3 separate regions of the Mus musculus genome follow, and regions 2 and 3 are each linked to region 1. A link is a loop called in an ENCODE intact Hi-C map of the cell type or tissue named here. Cell type or tissue: gastrocnemius. All regions are shown on one strand.

Region 1 (8,000 bases):
AGTAAAACTGGGTGTGGTGGTGTACTAGGAATTACAGAGCTGGAGAGAGAAGGGGAGGGGAGGGAGATCCATCTATCCATCCATCCATCCATCCATCCATCCATCCATCCATCCATCCATCCATCCCAGGCTTGTTGGCCATCCAGCGTAGCCTACTTGGTAAGTGCCTGACTAGAGACATATAGGCATGCATATCTGCACAATTAAGAACCCTAAATAAGTCAAGGAACAATTATTACTCTTGCCTCCTAGGAGAAGATATGACTGCAGGATGTTAGACTTGCAGCATCTAGAACTGTGAGGATAAGCTTTGTCGTCTGAAGAGCCCAAGTTTGTGGCATGAATTATAGTAGCCAAGGACACACAAAACTCCATGGCACACATAGGGGAAGGGAGGGATTGGTCATCCACCAAACAGCAGGCTGAGAGTTAGAGTTACAAGCCGTAGGTAACACTTGCTGAGTGCTAAGTCCCCCGTCCTGTGCTGCTTGCTTTTTCTCACAGCACCTTCCTAAGAATTCCATATGTAAAACAGTAACAGTACTAGTCCTTAGTTTATTGCTAGAGGAACTGAGGCATTGAACAATGAACAAACACTTGCTAAAAGCCACATGTGATGGCTCAAGCCTGCAATGCCAGTACTCAGAAGGCTGAGACGGGATTGCTATATGGGTTCAAGGTCAGCCTAAAGTATAGAGAATTACTTTGTTTCAAAAAAAACAAACAAACCACGAAACAAACAAACAAACAAAAACCCCAAAACCCATGTGGAGAGTAGACACCACTACATTAGGAACTACAGAGAGATGATGCTCTGAGAGGGACAGGCAAGGAGGCAGGAGCATTGGGACAACCTCTGGCCAGAGGCAAACAGAGTGGGGTCTCTGAAACAAGTCCCAGCACAGGCCTTGAAGGATAGCTAAGCATCAATACAGCTGATTAGAGGAAAAAGGCATGCTAGACCTTGTGAGAGCATGTCATGACCGAGGCCCACCGGAGAGGGGGAAGTGGAAGGAGTGTGGACTGGGACCCTGCTTGCTGCACCTGGGAAGGCACACCAGTAAGAGATGGCTCCTCAGAATGTCCTTAGCTATGTCTATCCCATGGACCCCAACTCCAAGGGCTGAGGGGAGAGGGGAGAACTAGAAGAGAACTAGGGAAACTGAGGCACCAGGGAGACGCTTTCCAGAGGCTGACCTCTGTATCTGGCTGCTGACTCAACAGTCTGAGCCCTGCCTTGGCCTCCAGCATCAACAGCAGACAGGGGACGGAGTCACACACCAAGCATCAGCAGAGTACACACGTCAGGAGCTGAGTGAATTTCCCCTGACAGTCACTAGTCCAATTGTGTACCTGCAGTGCGCCGGTGTGACTGACCCACGTCTGTTCACAGATCTAGCTCCCATATGTGCACACCCACCAACCACGAACAAGTCAGTACTCCAGCTGTCACTCAGCACAGTCCTGCCATTTGGAGCAAGGCCACGTATGCTCAGGATAAACTTTGGTTTTTCTCATGTAGGGCTGGCTGAGGCCCCATCTGTGAAAGGTTCTCATGCTCCCAGCCTACTGGCAGGCAGTAACTTTTATAAGTGATAACAACTGAGTTTCTTTAGGAAGAGGCCTGGCCTCTACCACTATTAAAGATAAAATGGAAAGGCAGGTGTTAGATACCATTCGGGCCAGAAAACAGAGATCTGACATGTTGACTCCAGGGTTGTCTCTGTTTCTAGGAGCGCAATGCTGAGCCAAAGCATGAATGGCTGCAATATAAATACACATTTGTGAACACACCTGTGCTGTGTACATGCATGGCCCGTGGCATACGGGACAAAATGTGGGACAGTCTTAGAATGTATATTCTGGCTTTTACTCAAAACTTAAAAAAAAAAAAATTCAGATAGGCTTTGAGGAATCCTTTAAGACTATTAAGCTGAACTACCCATTACATGTTAAACCCAATTTAAAAAAAGGCAGGAAAAAAGTGACAGTGGAATCCACTGGTGGGGAAAGATGACTAGCAAGCTCATTTGGCAGAGATCATCTGTGTGGGCCAGGACCTTGCTGGGCTACTGTATGATGGTGAGCCATATATCACTGCCAGGGCAGTAGGCAAGACACAAAGTGCGGGCTTTAGCACTGTTTTGTTGTTTTTTGGTAGACAAGATAAGTGCCGCAGCCAGTGTTGATCTGTTGATTCAACTAACTGACTCTGGGTAAGGCTACTCATTCTCGAGAGATTTCTGAATGTCCAGTTTGGGCCAGGCAGGATTCCATCCAGGTGAGAACAAAACAGCCAAGGATGCTTCTTCTCATGGTACTCTCATTCTAGCGGGGTAGCAAAGAACTTAACTCTGACAGTGTTGCGGAAGACAACAGAGAAGAGCCAGGGAGGCACACAAGTGAGCTTGGCCTTGCACGGAGAGGACAGACTGCCAGGGAGCGTGAGGGCCTTGGACGGTGCACGGGGAGACTTGGAGGTGAAGGGCAGGGCCACTCCTGTTTCGGTATAAAGAGCCTGCACCTATCTGAACCTCAGCAGGAAGCCACTAAAGGGGTGAAGCAGGATTTCTGTTCTCTGAGGGGCCTGTTCTGGTTGTCATGAAGGAGTGAACTGTTTTGGTTTGCTTCTCTTCTTTTTCTGGTACTGGGACTGAACCCAGGGGTGCTTGTGCACGTTAGATAAGCAGGTTAGGTAGCATGGAAACCCATCCCTGTGCTTATAAGGCCCATTATTTTGCTTTGCTGAGTTCCGTGAGAATTGTAATTCCAACCTACAACAGTTGCTACTCTCAGCTGAGATTTAGGGCATGCTGTTCAGGTCCTATTATTACAGTTTACCCTCCATATCTGTGGATAAAAATATTTGGGAAAATATATGTACCAAACATGGACCCATTTTCTTTTTTTAAACCCATACTATTTACACTACATTAGATATGCTGTCTAGAGAGAATTTAATAGTATTTGTGCTCAGGTTACTCAAATGCCTGGGGATGGGGGCCCCTGCAGCTTTTGGTGTCTTGTGTGTGTGGGGTGTTCTACGATCAGCTCCCTGATAATATTAGAGAGCACTTTACTTACTCCTATGGTTCTGAGTGGCCCCAGACACTTTTCAGTCTGTTTCCTGGCCTTAGAAGGCAGGTACAATCATATTAATTCATGTTTCAGTGCACAGCCAGTGTGTGTGCAGTTTAGATGGTTTTCCTAACGTGCAAACTGTCCAGTGCCCAGTGGAGTCCCCCCAACTATCGGGCTCTGGGCTTTGACCCTGACTTTAGGAAAACTTACCCCAAGGAATTGCGCCTTTGTTTGGGGGCCCGTGAGGTAGTGGGCTGGGAGGGTCAGACAGGGTTCTCTTGTGTCCTGGTGGTGGGGGAGGAGGCCTCTTCTTGGATAGGGTGGAGCTGCCACTAGAGGTCTGGGTGCCTAGAGGGAGTGTTGAAGGTGGGCCAGTTGGACCTAGAAAGGAAATTGAACGGGGGGCAGGAGGGTTAATCCCAGTCTCACAGACACACAACAGCCAGTATGTAATTACTCATCAAAATGTGCTATAATATGGAAGTCCACCAGCCCACCAACTCACAAACAGATTTCAAAACTGTTTGTTGGAGGAAGGCTCAGCCCTGATGGGGACATCTGTATCATACCCTGTCCTCCCAGGGCTCAGCCATCACTGTGGGAGAGGGGGGGAATAAGGGTAAGAGCCAGAGGCAGTGAATGAGCAAAGGAAACTGCTTTCTGGACACAGCAGGGAGGTTGCACAATTGAGGTAGCACTCCTAAGACCTGCGCAAGCTCCAGCCAGATAAGATCGCAGCATGAAGAGGAGAGGGGGGCACAAAGTCGCCCCCAAGCTGAAGAGCTGTTGGCAGTTGGTAGCTGCTGGGACTGAGAGTCACATTTCTTTAAGGGTGTGTTCTCCGGTGGATTGTGATCACCATCTAGTGGAGGCCACACATCCAAGAATAAGTGTATAAATTAAACTTGTTGGGGAAGGGAGGGAGGGGAAAAAGGACACAAAGTGGAATGGTTCTGGAAGGGCAGATGGATCTGGGAGAAGTCAGAGAGAAGTAAGTATGATTAAAATACATTGTATGAAGTTCTCAGGGAACTAGAAATGAGAAAGATCACAGTAAGAATTCAAGAGATAAGTAGATGGGGTGGGGGGCTTAGCTAAAAATTACAACACAGGAAAAAAAATGAGTATTTTAAAGGAGCAAAACACCAGTCAAGCCAAGCATGGTGGTATAAGTCTGAAATCCCAATCTCTTAGGAGGCCAAGGCAGGGAATCATGGACATCAAGAATTGCATGGTCAGTCAGACATGTGATAAACACTCGTTTAAGAACCAAGGCAGAGAGAAAACAGTCGTAACATATACAGAAAGCCCGGGGATCTAGTCCTTCCCTCAGGTGCTTGGTATAAAGAAAGCACACACATTTTCAATCAGTAACTCAACGGAAGTTACTGGATCTACTTAGGATGAAGGCATAATGCGCTGCCACCAAGTTCAAGAGGGGCACAGCGGGGTGCTGTGAGCTTGGCAGTCAGTGGCCCACAGTTAAAATATTCAGATAGCAGAGTTTTTGAATTCTACTACAGTTTTTCTTTTAGTCAGAAAACAAGCTTTCCTCAAAAACCAAAACCAACCAAACAAAAACCCCAACCAGCCAATCGTTTTGGTAAGGATCTAAGATGACTTAGAACAACAACTCAGAAACCTCTTTTTGTTCTAATTCCAAACTGTTCTGGAAATCCCAAGCCATCTGTTATACTTGAGTCTGAACTCCAGCTAACGAAGCTGGTTTTGAATCAGTTATAGGTGCACCATATACATTCTTGACGTGAGGGGGCATGTAAGATGTTACGCTGGGCAGCCGGATGGGTATTTCTCTAGAGAAGCCCTCATGGGCCCGCTTTAACCATGTCCACGAACAAATGCTTCTATACACATGTAGGAAGGAAGAAAAAAAAAAAAGGAAAGCGATAGAAACCAGGGAGGGGGGAAGCTAGGAACATTGCCATATGCAAGATACTTAGTGATCTAGAAAAGTTCCAAATGAGCTTTTTATACTCTGTGTTAAAAGAAAATCATAATTACTGATGGTGTTCTTCCTGGGTAAACTTAAAAGATAGTTTTAATTATTAATTAATGGTTTGTACTAACAAGGATTCAGTCATTAATTCTCAGAGGTAGCCTGACAGGGCAGTGGACAATGATCATCTAAATAAGGTAGACATGTACATTAAGAGAATGACCACAGTTATAGACTTGATTCTGTTTCACTGACGTGACACAGGACAGCAGCTTTATGGTTCCTGTAAAGCAATACCTAGTCACACTATTAGTTACTAATGTCTTAGATATCATAAGGAGGTTGTACTACAGCCTTACACATGCACGGAGCTTTGCACTCTTCAAATGGGTTTGAATAGGTTATTTCTTTTAACTTTCAGTACTATCCTGTGAGATATGGGTTTAGTACGGTCCTATCATGTATCCAGGGAAGGAGCTTGGCATGACAGACCCCATAGAATAGGAGGCACGGATCTGGGACAAAGCAGGTTTAGAAACAGCAGACACTTGCTCCAGCAGTCAGTGCTGCTGGCTCCTGAGATGCAGGGCAGCATTTTCAGCCTTTGACCCCCCCCCCCCCCCCCCCCCCGGGGAAAACACCCAGGTCCAGTAGGAGGAAGTGGAAAGAGGAAATGCAGAATAGGTAACAGACAATAGTGAGTTTCTCTTGTACTTTCATCTCTATCACCATCTAGGGATTCTCTGGTGAAGTGCATCTTACAAAAGGTCACGTAGGGAGGCTCTAAATACTGAAGTAAAAGGCTAACAGAGGTATGTGTGACTTCAGGGATGATGTCATGCAAGGGTCACCCAGTCTCTACCAACCAAGCTGAATCCAGATCCAAGAGTTTGGAAAGTTGGTCAGACATGGCAAGAAGCTGAGTTCAGAGAACGGTGAGCTGACTCAAGCCCAAACACTCAGGCCTGACAACAGGTTGTTCTTCCTGACTCCCACATGCACAGTGGGGATCTCTCTTCACTTCCTGCCTACTTTAAAAACTATTTTTATTCAGTTTTGAGGATTTCAATACTTTTTTTTTCTGCCCTCACTTGTTAGGAGGATTCATATGTAACTTTATCCAGAATCTTTCTTTAATGCATTTCTCTTCCCTGGAGTGACTGCTGTTAATGTCTAAGACTTGAGCAAGGTTGCCAGGGACAAGAATACCCCGTTTTGTACCACAGTGACTGCTCTTCTTCCTGCTCCGTCTGCATGTTTTCACAGGGGAGATGGTATTGCTTTTCTCTGTCCCAGTGCTGGACCTGGTAAAGCCTGGGCATCAATGCACAGATTTTCCAGTATTTTGCACATTTGGATTTCAGTAAAGGTGAAAACCCAGGTCTTCTACCTGGAGACCAAATAAAAAGTACAACTTTCAAAGTTCACAGAAAACGGCTTAAAAAGCCGTCTTGACAATAATATGCCTTACAGAAGACTTAATGACTGAAGCTATACCTGAGTAACTCTACCAGCACACAGAAAAGCTCTATCACTTACTAATGGTTTTCCCTTTATTTATTTTTATTATTTTTTATTTTTTATTTATTTTTCAAGATAGGGTTTCTCTGTGTAGCCCTGGCTGTCCTGTAGACCAGGCTGGCCTCGAACTCAGAAATCCACCTGCCCCTGCCTCCCAAGTGCTGGGATTAAAGGCGTGCGCCACCACGCCCGGCTCCCTTTGTGTTTTTAATTAACAATGTCATATATGTTCATTGAGCACATGATGCTATTTTGAAACACATACACGTTACGGAATGATTCAATGAGTCAATTAACATTTTTCACCTAATATATTATTGTGGTAAGAACACTCAGAATCTATTGTCCTAGCAACTTTCAAGACTACAATCCATTATTATTTGCTATAATAACATGTCCTACATTGTATTTTAAATTTATGTGGCTGTTTTTATGTAGCTGGTCCCATGGTTTTTTATAGTATGTTAATCACCTTAGTAAGCAGTAGTTAAAGCCAGGTGCTGTATAAGGAAGGAAGGAGCGCCAGGGTGACATGTTTTTCTTTGTTGATTTCTTTGCAGAGAGTAGCCTTAGATGTTCATTTGTCCCTCAGTCCCTTTCTGATACTGATAACAGTAGTGGATTCAAAGGAGTTAGGGTTGGTTCTGTAACAGTTACATAAGCACACACTTTGATCTCTCCCCATGCAGGAGAAATCAGGATTACCTCTGCTTCTTTTTTCATACCCTAGAGGCCAGGTGACTTGACCAGATAGCCTGTGTTAGTGACCCTTGTTGAAGATAAAGCTCTTGGTCAGCCCACGGGGCTTCAGGAAATGTGTTTAAAAAGGAATTTGGTACATCACAGCTTCCGTTCTGAATGCCTATCTTAACTGTAAGGTCAGTGAATTGTAAAGATCTTGCATCTGGTTAGTTTTGGTGTGTGGTGTTTTTATTTATTTGCAAATTGTTTTTTTTTAATAACGAAGCTTTAACAATTATTAAAATAATAAAATATATGGTGGGAAACTGGAAAAGGGCCACAACAACAACAACAAAAGCAAAGCTAAATATAAACATAAATCTAATGCGATGATTTAAAGGCAAAGCGCGTGAGTTGTTATACCAAGCCGCTCAAAGGGTTATCCCAGGAGATACAAGCCCCAGGGAGCGGTAGTCACCAACGTATGAACACTTGCCAGGCTTGTAGCACTCAGCCAGTGATGGCAAGCCACGGCAGGAAGCTGAGGGGGTCTCCCCATCTCCACTTGTCTCTTAGACTTCAGGCCTCTCAGAGAAGGCGATGCTTTGTATAAAGTGCTTCCACAGCTGTCCTGGGTAGAATTGCTATAAGCATTTCTACAGCGCTCTCCGGTAAGTGCACCGCCACTTCCCTAGGACATGTGGTCTGGTTCCATGTGTGCCCACTCCCTCCTTTTGCTGTGCATCTTTTGAGACATGCT
Region 2 (8,000 bases), 330 kb before region 1:
CTAATGAGCAAGACCTGAAGCACTAAGCATTGGCTCCTTACCTACAACATAGCAATAATAGAGCCTAAAGTGCACAAGAGTATCATCTGCCGGTGTGTGCACACATGTATGCATATGGCTATACACACTTTTGTATTTAGAGAGAAATATATAAGGGAGAGGAGAGGCTATTTGCAGATGGTAACCATAATCAAACGGTAAGACTGACTTGTATTCCTTTACTACCTACAAAGATGCCTTCCTATATGGCTACCTATATGGCTATATAGACCTAGTGGGCCTCACTTCCAAGGCTTCCATAACTGCAGAGATGCTCCTGATATGGTGGAACCCAACCTGCCTGCTCCCCAGAGGGTTCCCAACTCCCCTTGTAAAAACTGTTCCTGCTTTCTTCTTCTCCCTCCCTGGACGACCAGCCCCTGGCAGTTTCTTACCAGCTCCACTTGGTGCGGGAGGAGCCGCATCTCCACAGACAGGGCCAGCAGACAGAGTTGGGTATCACTCAGCACTGGGGGAAGGAAAATGTATTTTCTTCTTACCATGAACTATAAAACCCAATGAGAGGAAAACTCTGAGACACAGGAATATCTCCCCATTGGACTTGAAGGTCAAATGCACTGCTCAAAAAAGGTCTCCAGGCCTTGAGATGAGCTCCAGGCTCATAAGTGATATGACCCGGAGCTGAAAATTCTAAGGGCTGAGGCAGGAACCAGCTTCCTACAAGGATGTGTTAGGTGATTGGCGACTGCTCACTTTCTAGACCTCAGACTCCATCTGTGGTCCATGCACTGTTATCACTCTGAGCCTTGCTGGCATTAGAGAGAAGGGTGATGTGCGAATGGTCATGATAATCCAAAGGCTTTGGGGAGGTGGCCTCTGACACAGCCCTATGAGGACCAACATGAGGACTCTCCCCACACTCCCCCTGAAATCGTTCTTACCCATCAGGGCTTGAAGGAGATAAAGAATGAGGTCCTTTAGGTTAATCCATGAAAGGCTCGAGTCCTTTCGAAGCTCATCCAGGATTTTGCCACCTGGGCCATCCATATGCCCCAACTGATTCAACTCCAGCTACAGGAGACAGGTGTTCTGTTAATATCACTTCTAGTGCTGGGGACTAGATGGCTTTCTACATGCTGAACAAGTTTTTTTATCACCAAGCTACCCCGTGGCTCCTTTAACCCTTCTTTTTCTTCATTCGTGTGACAGGGTCTCAGGCCCTTGCCCAAGTGAACTTTGAACTTACTATGTAGTCCAGGAAGACCCTGAACTTTCAACCTTCCTTCAAGTAACTTCAGCTTCCCATATCTAGCTCAAAAGTATTCTCATGTAATGTGCCTATTTCCAAAAGAGTTAAGTATCTCTCCATGGGGAGCAGAACTAGTAGGCCACACTCTTTAGCCCTCAGCATTGTGCATGGAGCTGGGATCCCCAAACCTTGACATCATTCTCAGCGTCCTCAGCATCATATACATCCCTCCTCCCTCATGTCTTAGCATCCCTGTCTCCCAAACTGACCGTTACAGGTTTGATCATCTCTAGGCAGCTATGGAACTCTCACCATTTTCATCAGGTCATACAGAACATCCCTGTCACAGAGCATGTGCAGGAAACTGGAGAACACAACTTCTTGAACATCCTTTGAGAGTTCAGCCAGTAGCCGTGTTTGTTCAGAAACTTCATTTTGTAGGCACATGAAATCTGCTCGCAGACAGCAACACCAATCAGAAAGTAAGAGACATTCTTCAATTTAATATCTCTGGGATGGTATCATTTTCCAGCAGCTAAAAATGTCTCCAGTGACAGCCTGCTTGAGCACCCATGCACCCCTACACCCCACTGGGAGGGGGGGAGGAACTATCATGGAGCCAGAAACCAGGAAGCATTAACCTTCTGAAAAGATGGGATATAGCACTGGAGGTAGAGATGGAAATCTGAACACTGGTTATTGCAAGTGTTGGGAGAGAAAGGAGCAAGTATTCATTTCTGGGATATGTCAGGAATGAAACATACTGTTGGGCTTTGGTGACGGTGATCCTCGGTGTTTGTGGATCAGCTTCGGTGTGTGATAAATGGGGATGTGGTGAGGGGGTCAATGTGTTTGTGATTCTCGGGCACCTTGCACATAATAGCCACACTTATTGGTCAGTATCTCTGAAATCTATAAAGAATTAGCCAAGCAGTACATTTGAGGGCGTTCTGGTTCTGCCACTTGTCCTATGGGTGAGCCGGGACAGTGGGAGGGTACCACCGTGGAAGCACCAAAGCACATCTCTGATTCTTTCTCATTCCCCATGCTGGAGCAATGTCTGCTTCCCATTTGTCCTCAGTGAACATCAGTGCACACAATTGTGCATGTGTGAGTTGAACTAACTGAAAAGAATGTGGAAGTAGACCTCTGATTTCTGAAATCCATGGGAAGTTATCATTTGAGATCCAAGCCTATGGTTTCCCAGTAGAAGCCCAGATTTCCTTTCCTCTTTTAAACACACACACACACACACACACACACACACACTCACCTAGATGGGTGGGCTCCTTAATTGTTCCTAGAAAGAGAAACCTGAGCTGTTAATTTTCTTCATCCTCAGTTTTTTTGAGACACACATTGGAACATCTCATATCTCCTGCCCCATACCCAGTCTATGCCTTCACCACATTGGCCTTCCATGAACTTTCCCATCCTCCAGCAACCAGAATCAGGGCTAGGGCAGAGCCAAGTAGCATCACCCTGATCTTCAACCCCAACCCCACAAGACACACTCACCAATTGGATCGATGTCATTTATCCACGAGCCTAGAAAGAGATAATATATTGGCCCACCCAAGAATTAGTGTTTGTCCTTACATCCCCTATATCCTCCCCCATTTTCCTACCCCTCCCCCACCCAACTCCTCCATACGCTTTTCACCTCGCAATTCTGTTCTTATGAGAAATTTCCTACGATAAACCCATGCCAGGTAGATCTCAGTTTAGCAATGTCATACCTGTCTCAATGACTAGATCCTGATATCTTAGATGTCCAGACATTCCCACAAATCTCATTGGAAAGGTCATCTTCTTCTTAGTGTTAGCAGAAGTGAGAATAACTGAATAAAAAAGAAACTCAAGTTAGGTAAGGTGAGGTTATACCTGCTAGAGTTCTTCCCACACCCCACATAGGGACTCCCAAGCCGAACACCAGGGACTGATGTCAACCTGAGCACCAGCCTGTGTGTCCTGTGAATCAGATCCTTTCACAGATGCCCGGAAACCTTCATTGTATTATGCTTGTTTATTTATTGTGTGCACATGCGTGTGTGCCTTGGACACATACAGAGGCCAGGGCCAACGTTGGAAGTCAGTTATCCTCTTCCAACATGAGGGGCATGGAGAGAGAGCTCGTCATGAGGCCTGGTAGCAGGCACCTTCCCCAGCTAATTCATCTCACTTGCCTGAAACTGGCATCTTAAATGAGCACTTTAGGTGGCCATTACACCCTCTGACATTCAAGAATTACTCCATGAGAGCTGGAGAGAGTCTTGCAGCTCTTGCAAAGAATCAGAATTCAGGTCTAGAGCCCATACGGCAGCACCCTCTTCTGGCCTCCTCTGACACTGCATTTGTTTGGGACGCTTACATGCAGGCAAAACACGAATACACACAAAGTAAAAACAAGCAAATAAATACTCCGTGAGGTGAAGCAGACTGTTTTCCTCCTGTCCTGTCAAACAGGTCTCTTGTTAGCCTTCAGTTACTAGCTGGCCTTCTTTATCTATGCTCAACCTGTGATCTCGAATTGTTTTGCATTCACGTTCATGGAGCTGTGCTGAGGTCTAAACGTGCCTGACAACAAAATTCAAGCATTTGACCCATGAAATGAGCCTGTGGAGGACACAAAGATGACAACATTTAATGTGTGAACTGAACGAAGTTAGGAAGAACAAGCAAGCAAACAAACTTCAAAGTGTCTGCAAATCACATTTTGAGCACTAGGGAGCGCGAAAAGCATCTTGTTTATACAATCAGACATGGAAGGGACAATGTGTTGACTGGCAAGGAAAATTTAGTCCTCATAACAGACCAAAAAGGACTTAATAGTTGCCATATCGCTGGCCAGAAGCTTCTGAGAAAACTGGCCTTCTCCTGTGGAAGGGGAAACCACAGTGTCGTTTCTCTCCCAAGCTGACATGAAGAAAGGAGGTAGAGGAAGTGACCTGTAGTACATCCGGCTCCAATTTCTCTTCATAGCTTAGGTTCACCAACACTTTGCCTGACCGGACAATAACTGGGCTCTGCACCGTCAGAACCCTTCATCCCAGAGCCCCCTCCCATTATTGCCTCCTCTCACCCACCTAGTCAGTTCTCATAAGTTTCCACTCTTCCTCTCTTCCGTGCACACATCAAACTTTAGAGTTTATCCTCCAGGAAACACTCCACTCCCCACCCCCACTCCCACCCCTACACCTACCCCCATCCTGAACCCCTCCCCCAACCCACCCTACATTCATTCTCCACAAGCATGGCCTTGAGTCACTGGGTAAAACATTTGATCCAATCGCAGTTTATTTTGTTTTGCTGTTAATATTTTGAGTATAGGGTTCATTTTCTTTCCCCTCTGTAAATAAAAACACTTATCACTTACCATGGTCTGTAACAGTAAGGCCATCTCCCCCAGACATTTAATAGGCATCTCCAACCCTGTTCCCAATCCCCACCCTATGGTTCAATCATAGGTGCTATAAGGATACAAACAATTTCTCTAGAAGCCATCAGCCACTAACTGTGCATGCTAAATTAGAGAGCCCAGCTTCCTTGACTGTTGCTGATAACTAGAGGATTAATCTACAAGATAGATACTGCAGGAATAGGGTGTGTGTGTGTGTGTGTGTGTGTGTGTGTGTGTGTGTGTGTGTATCCCCTCCTCTCTTAGGTGCTACCAGCCACACTGAGGAATAACTTGGGGCTCTGAGAACTACTGATGTTCTGACAGTCAGATCACACACAGGTTCATGCCTAACACAGTCATGGCAAAGTCTGAATGTGTGGGTATGGAGGCTGGGTGGGGATGATGTGTGTATGTTGTGTGTGGTGTATGTGTTGGGTGGTGGTACAACTCAAGGTGACAGTCCTGGAGAAAATTCTGTACTGAGTTCAGTCATTCAGTTGACAGCTTCAGTTTGTGTTGTGCTTCTGTTATTTTTTTATTAGGTATTTTCTTCATTTACATTTCCAATGCTATCCCAAAAGTCCCCCATACCCTGTCCTCCCCCCCCCCCACTCCCCTACCCACCCACTCCCACTTCTTGGCCCTGGCATTCCCCTGTACTGAGGCATATAAAGTTTGCAAGACCAATGGACCTCTCTTTCAACTGATGGCCAACTAGGCCATCTTCTGATACATATGCAGCTAGAGTCAAGAGCTCTGGGGAACTGGTTACTTCACATTGTTATTCCACCTATAGGGTTGCAGACCCCTTTAGCTCCTTGGGTACTTTCTCTAGCTCTTCCATTGGGGCCCTGTGATCGATCCAATAGCTGACTGTGAGCATCCACTTCTGTGTTTGCTAGGCCCCGGCATAGTCTCACAAGAGTCAACTATATCAGGGTCATTTCAGCAAAATCTTGCTAGTGTATGCAATGGTGTCAGCGTTTGGAAGCTGATTATGGGGTGGATCCCTGGATATGGCAGTCTCTACATGGTCCATCCTTTCCTCTCAGCTCCAAACTTTGTCTCTGTAACTCCTTCCTTGGTTGATTGTTTCCAATTCTAACAAGGGGAAAAGTGTCCACACTTTGGTCTTCATTCTTCTTGAGTTTCATGCGTTTAGCAAATTGTATCTTATATCTTGGGTAGCCTAAGTTTCTGGGCTAATATCCACTTATCAGTGAGTACATTTTGTGTGAGTTCCTTTGTGATTGGGTTACCTCACTCAGGATGATACCCTCCAGGTCCATCCATTTGCCTAGGAATTTCATAAATTCATTCTTTTTAATAGCTGAGTAGTACTCCATTGTGTAAATGTACCACATTTTCTGTATCCATTCCTCTGTTGAGGGGCATCTTTCCAGCTCTAGCTACTATAAATAAGGAGGCTATGAACATAGTGGAGCATGTGTCCTTCTTAACAATTGGAACATCTTCTGGATATATGTCCAAGAGATGTATTGCTGGATCCTCTGATAGTACTATGTCCAATTTTCTGAGGAACAGCCAGACTGATTTCCAGAGTGGTTGTACAAACTTGCAATCCCACCAACAGTGGAGGAGTTCCTCTTTCTCCACATCCTCTACACCATCAGTTGTCTCCTAAATTTTTGATCTTAGCCATTCTGACTGGTGTGAGGTGGAATCTCAGGGTAGTTTTGAATTGCATTTCCCTGATGATTAAGGATGCTGAGCATTATTTCAGGTGCTTCTCAGCCATTCGATATTCCTCAGGTGAGAATTCTTTGTTCAGCTCTGAGCCCCATTTTTAATGGAGTTATTTAATTTTCTGGAGTCCACCTTCTTGAGTTCTTTATATATAATGGATATTAGTCCCCTATCTGATTTAGGATAGGTAAAGGTCTTTTCCCAATTTGTTGGTGGACTTTTGTCTTATTGACAGTGTCTTTTGCTTACAGAAGCTTTGCAATTTTATGAGGTCTCAATTGTCGATTCTCAATCTTACAGCACAAGCCATTGCTGTTCTTTTGAGGAATTTTTCTCCTGTGACCATATCTTCAAGGCTTTTCCCTACTTTCTCCTCTATAAGTTTCACTGTCTCTGGTTTTGTGTGGAGTTCCCTGATCCACTTAGATTTGACCTTAGTACAAAGAGATAGAAATGGATCAATTCCCATTCTTCTACATGATAACCGCCAGTTGTGCCAGCACCATTTGTTGAAAATGCTGTCTTTTTTCCACTGGATGGTTTTAGCTCCCTTGTCAAAGATCAAGTGACCATAGGTGTGTGGGTTCATTTCTGGGTCTTCAATTCTGTTCCATTAGTCTATTTGTCTGTCGCTATACCAGTACCATGCAGTTATGATCACAATTGCTCTGTAGTACAGCTTTAGGTCAGGCATGGTGATTCCACCAGAGGTTCTTTTATCCTTGAGAAGAGTTTTTGCTATCCTAGGTTTTTTGTTATTCCAGATGAATTTGCCGATTGCCCTTTCTAATTCGTTGAATTCTGTAGATTGCTTTTGGCAAGATAGCCATTTTTACTATATTGATCCTACCAATCCATAAGTATGAAAGATCATTGCATCTTCTGAGATCTCCTTTAGTTTCTTTCTCCAGAGACTTGAAGTTCTGATCATAAAGATCTTTCAATTCCTTAGTTAGAGTGACATCAAGGAATTTTATATTATTTGTGACTATTGTGAAGGGTGTTGTTTCCCTAATTTCTTTCTCAGCATGCTTATCCTTTGTATAGAGAAAGACCATTGACTTGTTTGAGTTAATTTTATATCCAGCTACTTCATTGAAGCTGTTTATCAGGTTTAGGAGTTCTCTGGTGGAATTTTTAGGGTCACCTATATATACTATTATATCATCTGCAAAAAGTGATATTTTGACTTCTTCCTTTCCAATTATATCCCCTTGATCTCTTTTTATTGTCGAATTACTCTGGCTCAGACTTCAAGTACTATGTTGAAGAGGTAGGGAGAAACTGGGCAGCCTTGTCTAGTCCCTGATTTTAGTGGGATTGCTTCCAGCTTATCACCATTTACTTTGATGTTGGCTACTGGTTTGCTGTAAGTTGCTTTTATCATGTTTAGGTATGGGCCTCCAATTCCTGATCTTTCCAAGACTTATTATGAATGGGTGTAGGATTTTGTCAAATGATTTCTCAGGATTTAACTAGATGATCGTGTGGTTTTTGTCTTTGAGTTTTTTTACATAACGGATTATGTTGATGGATTTCCTTATATTAAACCATCCCTGCATCCCTGGAATGAAAACTACTTGGTCAGGATGGATGATTATTTTGATGTGTTCTTGGATTCGGTTAGCGAGAACTTTATTGAGT
Region 3 (8,000 bases), 110 kb before region 1:
ATACCAACACTAGGGAGGTTGAGACAAGATTTCAAATTCAAGACCAACCTAAAACTACACAATGAGGCCCTGTCTTTAAAAAGGAATGAAAGAAAATTACAATAATGTCACAGGGTTATGCATTTCCATTTTACTGTTTTAGAAATTTGTTCAGAGATCCAGTCTCATGTAACCAAGGGTGGACTTGAACTTGTAATCCTACCTCTACTTCTCAAGTGCTAGGATTACAGGTGTGATTTGGTACTCACATTTTATAATCTCAGGATTATCCTATTTCAAACTAGAAATTAAATGTCATGTTTTATGTCCATATACACTGTTTTTTAAAATCACATATAAGCACTACAATTTTACAATGAAAAGAATCTCTAAGTTAAAAAAAACCTACAGATGTATACTTCAAGGGATTAAAGCAGATATCAATAGTAGGGCATATGCAGAGAAGCTTGTGTAAGGCTCTGGTTTTAATCTCAATCAGGGAAAGAAGAAAGAGTGGCAAATAACTGCTCAAGACCTAGTTAAATCTCAGATTCATTTATATGAGTGTATTCAATTCCCTATTACCCTTATAAAAAGAGAGAGGTGGCACAAGTAGTCCCAACTAATAATGTCATAATTCTTTTCCTTAGCAAATAATATCCAAAAATGTTTATTCTGACCTACAATTCAGTATCATCTAAATTATCTGAAAGCATGCCAACTGATGACTGGAAGAAGTGTCCCAGACACTATCAGTCCAAGATTTAACATGTGCCACATGATGCACTAGCAAAGTACACTAAGTAGAAATTACTGCAGGGGAGAAAAGAATGCAAAAAGATTTCTTGCCTAAAGAATACCATCTAAATATTTAATGTAAAATAAGGCCTCAAACGAATACCTTGAAATAAAAATGTATTTAAAGACTGTGAGTCAAAAAGGTATTCTACCTAGAAGCCACCTGAACAAATAGCCAAAGCTCTTTGAACCTTAGTTTTCTAATGTTGATCAAGAATGAATCAAAGTTAACCTATGTCTTCCAAGGTTGTCATCTAGCTAATTTACTGGGTATAAGGCAGCTGCTCAACACTGCAGCCTAGCACCTGACTCCTCATCTATCAGACAGCAGTATAAGTATTTATCTAACAAGACTGTTTTAAAATTAAACCATATCTTAAAGTACTACCTCGGCCTAAAGAAACCTAGTACAAGTGTTAGCTACTGGTAGCATATCAGCATGACTAGTCCAAAACCAAGTTACCACTGTACCGTTGGATTATGCCATCTTTGCTATGTGTTTAAAAAAAAAATCTTTGAATAAATTAATCTACTTTAGTAAACAGATATAGAAGAGCTCCCATAACCAAAACACTTTATGCTAACTCTGGGAAACAAACTAAACACATGAGAAATGTTCTAAAGTGACTACTGTTCATGAATACTGGCAAGATATATGTATCGACACACCCATTTGAAATAAACAAATCCAGCCTATAAATTAGACGCTAATGTTATGTCTATTCTTCTTTGCCCCCTAAAGATCTCAAAATAACTTAATAACCCAACATAGCAAATTCAAAATACTTAGTATTTTGAGATCTGCAGCTCAGAGCAAAAAATATCTTTCTCTAAAACTTTTGCCACATAGTTACAATAGTTCCAAAGTGCTGTTACAGTCTAGGATGCCCAAAATATTAACAATTCATACACTATACACCAGGCAGAAACTGCTAAGCTGTGCTATAAAAGAATAACCAAAAATAATAGACAGGATATAAAGACCAACACAAGTGTTTTCAGATAATATAGTCTTTTGCTTTCCTTAAACAGGGAAAAGAAAATTACTGGCTCTTAACAACTGAAGCATCAATACTTAGTAAGAGTGATAATCCAGGCTTTTCCCTAAGGAGACTAGGAATAATATGAAAAACCCATCACTCTGTACTTCTCCATCAATTACTGTTTACTAAGTAAAGATAAATGGTTGCTTCAAAGTCAAATAATCTTGAACATGGCACAATTCCACACACCTTATTTTTAACCTATTTTCAGAAAGCTCAGAGAAATGAATTTTTAAACTCCATTAAACATCACCTATACCATGTAAGAAATCAACTGCCTTCACTCTTTGCTGGAACAACCAAAAGCAACTTATTAACCTAGCCCCCCTTGATTAAATGGTCTCCTTCTTAGTGAAGAAAAAAGTATATATACTCTGTGCATTTACATATAACACTACAGAACCACCAAATGTAGAGCATTTTACAAAGCAAGGCTTTCCTCCAAGGCAGCCACATCACTACTGATGTTATAAGGGATTTTCTAAGTCATCCTGAAAAAAATCACTCTGGGGAAAAAAAAGAATGAGAAATCTTGCTGCTGGGGCAGGGTGAGATGGCCCAAGCATGGCTACTTTAGTTCAATCCCTGAATCCCATGGTGAAGGAAGAAAACAGAATCAACTCCAGAATCACACGCAGACTCCTCCACTTTCACACACAAACACACATCATTAATTTTTTTTTAAAAAGAGAAATCTGTAAAGTGGCTATTCAAAGCCTAAAGTGGTGGTGGTGGTGGGGAACCTCCAAACCCAAGAACAACAACAACAAAAACCTAGTTGCTCAGAAAGAAAAAAGTATTAGAAAATGCTGCTGTGGCCATTACAGGGTGGTATGGCTGCCATGATATATGGCATGTGTGCTCTGAAATGAACTGGAGTTCACCATAACGGACCATGAAAGTCACAGTGCAGAAAGTGCTGTTAGTTCATTTTATAGATGCTGATTAGGCAATTTCAGTTAAACTTTACAACAGACTATCAAATACGCTCCAACTACACTCATCCTCAGCACTAAGCTTCCATTTCTACTACTAAACACAATTAAAACATGAAAAGGATCTGTGTGTTTTTTCTTGGGGTATGCTAATCTAAAATTATGTGCACTAAGGTGCTAGGACACACAAGTGACAAGAGTTCCTTAGGCTACAGGAACATCAGTATACCAAACTATAAGACTCAAAAAACTCAAAATTGATTGGAACACATTTCTCACGCAGCAGGGTTCAAAGGTGTCAGACTTAATACACTTCAGGAGAAGAGAGAAAGTGTCAACGAATGAGAAAACTTTGCTTTATCCAGAACGGGCATTTGGTGGTTCTGCAAGGGCTCAGGCATCCCAGCAGTATGTGGAGTGGAAAGGGATAACAAGGAGTGCTATAAGAGTTGTCAGAGGCAAGAAAAAGTCTCACTAACAGTACAAACAGGTGATGCTGCAAAGCAGGCATGGGATCATTGAAAAGAACACTTTTTGACAAATTTTATGCTCAAGAGAAAAATGAATGTACCACATACGAGGGAGGCGGAGTGGTCCAAAGAAGCCACGAGATTACACACACATCCCGATGGCCACTCTCACGAGACTCTGACAGACATAGATTTGGGTAATTATAATAAAAAGCTGTGTGTGTGTGTGTGTGTGTGTGTGTGTGTGTGTGTGTTGGAAACACACTAAGGCCACACCCTAGGATTGAGCATCTGGACTTTAAACGCGGGGAATTAAAAGTTGAAAGGTCTGGCCTCATAGGTGAAAGACGCAGCGATGGGAGCAAAGACACACAAACCCTCCAGGGGCGCAGGGTGTCCCGGCAAAGCGTGGCATGGTCCGAGGAAAGGAGGGGTGAGGGCCCGGGAGAGCTGGCCCGGAAAGCAGGGAACGCCGGGGCACGGAGGAGCCTGGGAGTCGGGGCGCAGCGGAGCACGGGGGCAGGATGGCAGGCAAAAAAGCCGGGGAGCCGAGAAGCGCCCGGCACGGGGCTGCCGGCTCCCGCACGCGCCGCGGCCCGGGCGGAAGAGCGGACGCCGAGAATGAATGGGCGGAGGCCGGGCCCAGGCAGGGCCGGGAGCGCGCAGAGCGGCCGCGCGGCCCGCCGCGGCGCAAGGGGCGTGAGGAGACGACCGGCCGGTCACTCACCCGCCGCGAGCTCGGGCACTCGGCCGCGCTTCTCTCGGCCGCCGGCGGCTCGTCACGGCGCTAGGGGGAGCCCCGGGCCCGGAGCGGGGCGGCGGCGGCGGCGGCCGGACCGGGAGCCCCTCCGCACCTGCCCCTCTGGCGGAGCCGCGAAGAGCCAGGCGACAGCGGCGACGGCGGCTTGGAGTGGGGAGGGCAAGAGACCCGGATGTACAGGGTAACGGCGAAGGGGGGAGGGGGAGTGCCAGGAAGTGAGGGCGCCGCGGACCTGTCCGGCCGTGCGCATGCGCCGCGCGACCGCTGCGCAAGGTAAAGCCTGGACCGTCCTCCCCGCCCTCTTCTCCCACCCCTCGGGAAAGGGGCGGGGCGCGGCCGGAGACAGGTGGTCCGGCGCGCCCCAAGGAAAGCCGGGGGGCGCGGCCACGCCATACGAGACCACGCCCTCCCTTAAAGGGGCAGCACCTTCGCGGGAGGCGGCGTTCGGGAGGTTGCCAGGGTCTTACTGCGGCGGTGAACAAGTACAAGCTCAAAAAGAGACCAAGGCTCTGAGCTAATTACCCAGGGAGACGCCACATTCCAGCATCCCGCACCTGGAGAGGTCTGGCTCCTGGCAGCAAGCCTTTCCCCTCGGGCCTGGTACTGAGCCTCTCGCGCGCGCTTCCAGAGGCAGCTCTGGCACTAGGCAGGCTCCCCAGGGCCTAGGGAGAAGCTCCGTTATCGCCTGCGATGCTATCGCAGAGACGCCCTTGGGAGGTGTTAAATGATCAGTCTGGGAACAGAAATGAGACTCACTTGATAACGTGGCTTACCACAGGCAGTCTTTTTAGATAAATCAGACCCTTGTTCTGGGGTCGTCGACTCCAGAAACGTCGAGTGGGCTGTAATTCTGATGTGATGTAGAGCTACACCACTTAATTACTTTTCTAATCCTACTGTCACTCTCGGCAAATAAATGCTCCCTTCCCCTCTGAACACACAAAAAAAGGTCTCATCTACTAGTTCATTCGAATCCTGCTGTAAAACTCGGAGCACTAGCAGGGAAATATAAACGTTTAGCACAATTACCTCTCCCATAACTATATTTAGTTTTCTGAGCACAGCACTAAGATGAAAGTAAGGTTTTGAGCATTTTGGGGGTTAAGACCCCAACTGAAAAATCCCATGAAAGTATGGACTTTCTTTTTTTCTCCTTAGGAGGATGCATATATAGACACAAATCTGCATATGATTTTCCAACTCATGAACTTAGGGGCAGTTCGAACCCACAAGCCTACCCTTTACTCCCAACACTCATCATTTAAGAACCGCTGGCCTTGATAAATGTAGCCAGTTAACTCAATCTGGTGTCTTCTACTGTAGTAAGCCTGTCTGCCTCTTCAGTTTCATGAAGACAATATGGTATGCAATCCAGGAGAGCCTGGGGTGGGGGTTGTACATTGAGGGCAAGAATCCTAGATCTCAGATCTTTATACTTCAGGAGGCTTTGGACTCAACACTACATCGGGTTTTCATCATTTTTTATTAAACTATCCTCACCATCCAATAAGGCTTGCTCCATTTACCTGACACACACTGGTATTCATTGGCCCACGAATGTAACACCATGTATCTGACTGGTCCCTCTAAGCAACCACACAACAACTGCAGAAATCTCTCCCATGAACATCCAGTTTAGCTGGAACACCTCCAACCATAAGGAACACTTCGCTACAGTCTTCACCCACTGGCCTTAATGCTATCTGTGGGAATCAGAAGTGGACATTGGCCCTGAGGTGCTTATACTCTGAAAAGAGTTGGCTGGTGACTAAAAACAATGAGACAGGTCTGCTGAGAGCACAAAAGGCTCCTTTCTGAGCAGCTTCCCCCTCATCGACCCAGGACCCATTTTCTGGACATAGCGAGAAACACAAGCAAGCTCCACCATTGCCCATGTGCAGAAAGCTGGCTCAGGAAACAAGCCCCCTACAAGAAAGGCTAAATTTCTTCTTCCACAGTTCTTTCTCCCCCCTTCTGCCTCACCACAATCACATTTCATTCAGCTGAGGCCAAAGGTTTAGAAGTTTTAGATTACAAAAGCAAGCAGAAGGACACCGGGAAGACGTTGGCAAAAGAGGCCTGGCCAGTCAGAGACGCTGCAGTCAGGGCCACTACCTCAGATCTCTGGAATCCTCTCACTACTTACACGGTGCCAAGCATTGTACGCAGCCTTTGACTTGCATTTCCTCCTTTGCTTTTCATAGACACCCATCTGGTACTGTTTTCATGTCCGCTTTGTAAATGAGGAATGCGGGGTTCAGTATGTGACAGTTCCAGGATTCGAACGCAATCTGTCAGCTCCGAGATCTGTCTGATTCTCCACATATATATACTACACTCTGTCTACTTCTCAAATTTCAAAGCACGACGACGATGATGACAGAGCTAAAGGGACGCTCGGCAGTTAGGAACACTTAACTGTTCTTACAGAGGATGTGTGTGTGTGTGCATGCGTGTGTGAGTGTGCGTGTATGTCTGTGTGCATGTGTGTGTGTGTGTGTGCCTGTTTGTGTGTGTGCATGTGTGTGTGCACGTTTGTGTGCGTGCATGTGTTAATGTGTATGTGTGTGTGTGTGTGTGTGTGTGTGTGTGTGTGTGTGTGTGTGTGTTTGTGTATCAGGATCCATCACTCACATCAGGCCACTCACAACTGCCTTCCATTTTCCACTCCTAAGAAATCTGACACTCTCAGGCTTTTCACAGGCACCTGTATCCACATGCTTACACCTATGTGTATGTACACATACACACAAATGAAAATGAATAAATCTTTATAACATTAAGATAAACTGTTGGGTTCAATCAACGTTTTGTGCTATCCCTTCTACTATATCCCAGGATTCATGGGAAGGTCTGAGGTAGAGAACACATGGTCCCTCTTTGAGGTCTCTGGAGGTTTCTATAAAAGAGCAAGAGCTTGGAAATTGTAACAGAGAATGTTGTAATGTATGTTGTAAGAAGGAGCCATCTCTGCTTGGAACAGCTCTGAAGGTTTTGCCAAAGCTGGGGGACCTTTAGAGTTGGTCCTGAGGAACTGAGGCAAGAAAACGGGGCAGCAAGGGAGCAAGAGAAGTCTGTGAGACATCTGGGATAGGAGAGAAGGACAATAAAAAGCCAAAGCCACCGCAAATCTTAACACAGTGACAGGAAAAGATACTTGTAACGAAGGGAGAAACAGAATCTGATATATTTCCTATCAAGACCACTTGGTACAGGATGTCCAAATGGACCCACTGTGGGAGACAATAGAGGCCAGGAGGCCAGCAGAGAGGCTCTGGAGGGGTCCAAGTTGACAACAGTCTGGAGCTGGGGGGTGGCTTAGTTGTAGAACACTTGGCTGGCATGTTCAAGGTCCTGTAGATATCACTCCCGAGCCAAGCAAAGAATAAATGCTAAAATTAAGATATGTAGTCATGTATTTCCCTGGGTTTATAACTGATTGGAACTGGGGTCAAAGAAAACCAGAGTTGTAGGGACAGCAACCAAAGGGCTCTTAGCTGAGGACACTACATGGATGGCGTCTCCATCAGACCCCAGCTACCTTTACCAGGTGTCCATGCCTCTCCTCTAACCTTCACCCACGCAGGCCTTAACACACGGCCTTAACTGCTATCTCGAGATGAGCATTAACTATTTCCCAAGCCTTTCTCCTCTTTCCCCACAGATGCACTTAGCATTTAACAGCCTCAGAGTATTTCATCACACTGCAATAGCTCAGTTCCCTTCCACTGCTATGTGTCCATATCCAATATGCCAGCTGACCCTAGACCTGCTCACAATGGGGCTTTTTTTTTTCAAGGGCGGAGCGAAGCCAGGAGAAAGAGCCTTTAGGTAAAGGGTTTTGGAAAAGTGTGGCCTCAGGGCCAGCAGACTACAACACTCCCTAGTGAGAAGAGGTTTGTGCAACTGAATTATATGTAGACGCTGCACAACTCTAGGGGGGGGGGGGAACGGACCCCTTCCTGATGTCTAATTCCCTACAGAAGCTGCTGTCCATGTTCTCATCCCTTTGTCT

The links. Hi-C counts contacts between places; a loop is a spot of excess contacts. Peaks named below come from ENCODE experiments on the same cell type or tissue, not always from the same donor. Only the 100,000 strongest peaks of a DNase experiment are listed, where the experiment ranks them.
Region 2: a loop joins it to region 1, with 8 times the contacts of the local background. A loop is called at or near these places in 3 of 42 quality-filtered maps.
Region 3: it touches region 1 in a loop (4-fold over the local background); 7 of 42 quality-filtered maps call a loop at or near these places.

Annotation. Positions count from the first base shown.
Region 1 is chr15:64,107,615-64,115,614 of GRCm38, forward strand. Asap1 (ArfGAP with SH3 domain, ankyrin repeat and PH domain1) reads right to left here. Exons shown (of 31, transcript NM_010026.3): 26 at 3,292-3,462. Among named protein-coding and RNA genes, the nearest start is that of Gm20717, 13 kb to the left of the region's middle. In gastrocnemius, a CTCF peak has its summit at 3,944 (motif pointing left); DNase peaks (open chromatin) are centred at 3,829 and 4,530; H3K27ac peaks cover 232 bases.
Region 2 is chr15:63,777,007-63,785,006 of GRCm38, forward strand. It overlaps Gsdmc (gasdermin C), which reads right to left. Exons shown (of 12, transcript NM_031378.3): 6 at 2,989-3,090; 7 at 2,768-2,797; 8 at 2,523-2,549; 9 at 1,562-1,701; 10 at 942-1,071; 11 at 435-508. Among named protein-coding and RNA genes, the nearest start is that of Gsdmc, 28 kb to the right of the region's middle. In gastrocnemius, a CTCF peak has its summit at 3,959; DNase peaks (open chromatin) are centred at 3,579 and 3,971.
Region 3 is chr15:63,993,946-64,001,945 of GRCm38, forward strand. The region is part of intron 2 of Cyrib (CYFIP related Rac1 interactor B); the gene reads right to left. Among named protein-coding and RNA genes, the nearest start is that of Gm25628, 28 kb to the right of the region's middle. In gastrocnemius, a CTCF peak has its summit at 4,018; a DNase peak (open chromatin) is centred at 4,253; H3K4me3 peaks cover 2,295 bases; H3K27ac peaks cover 2,174 bases.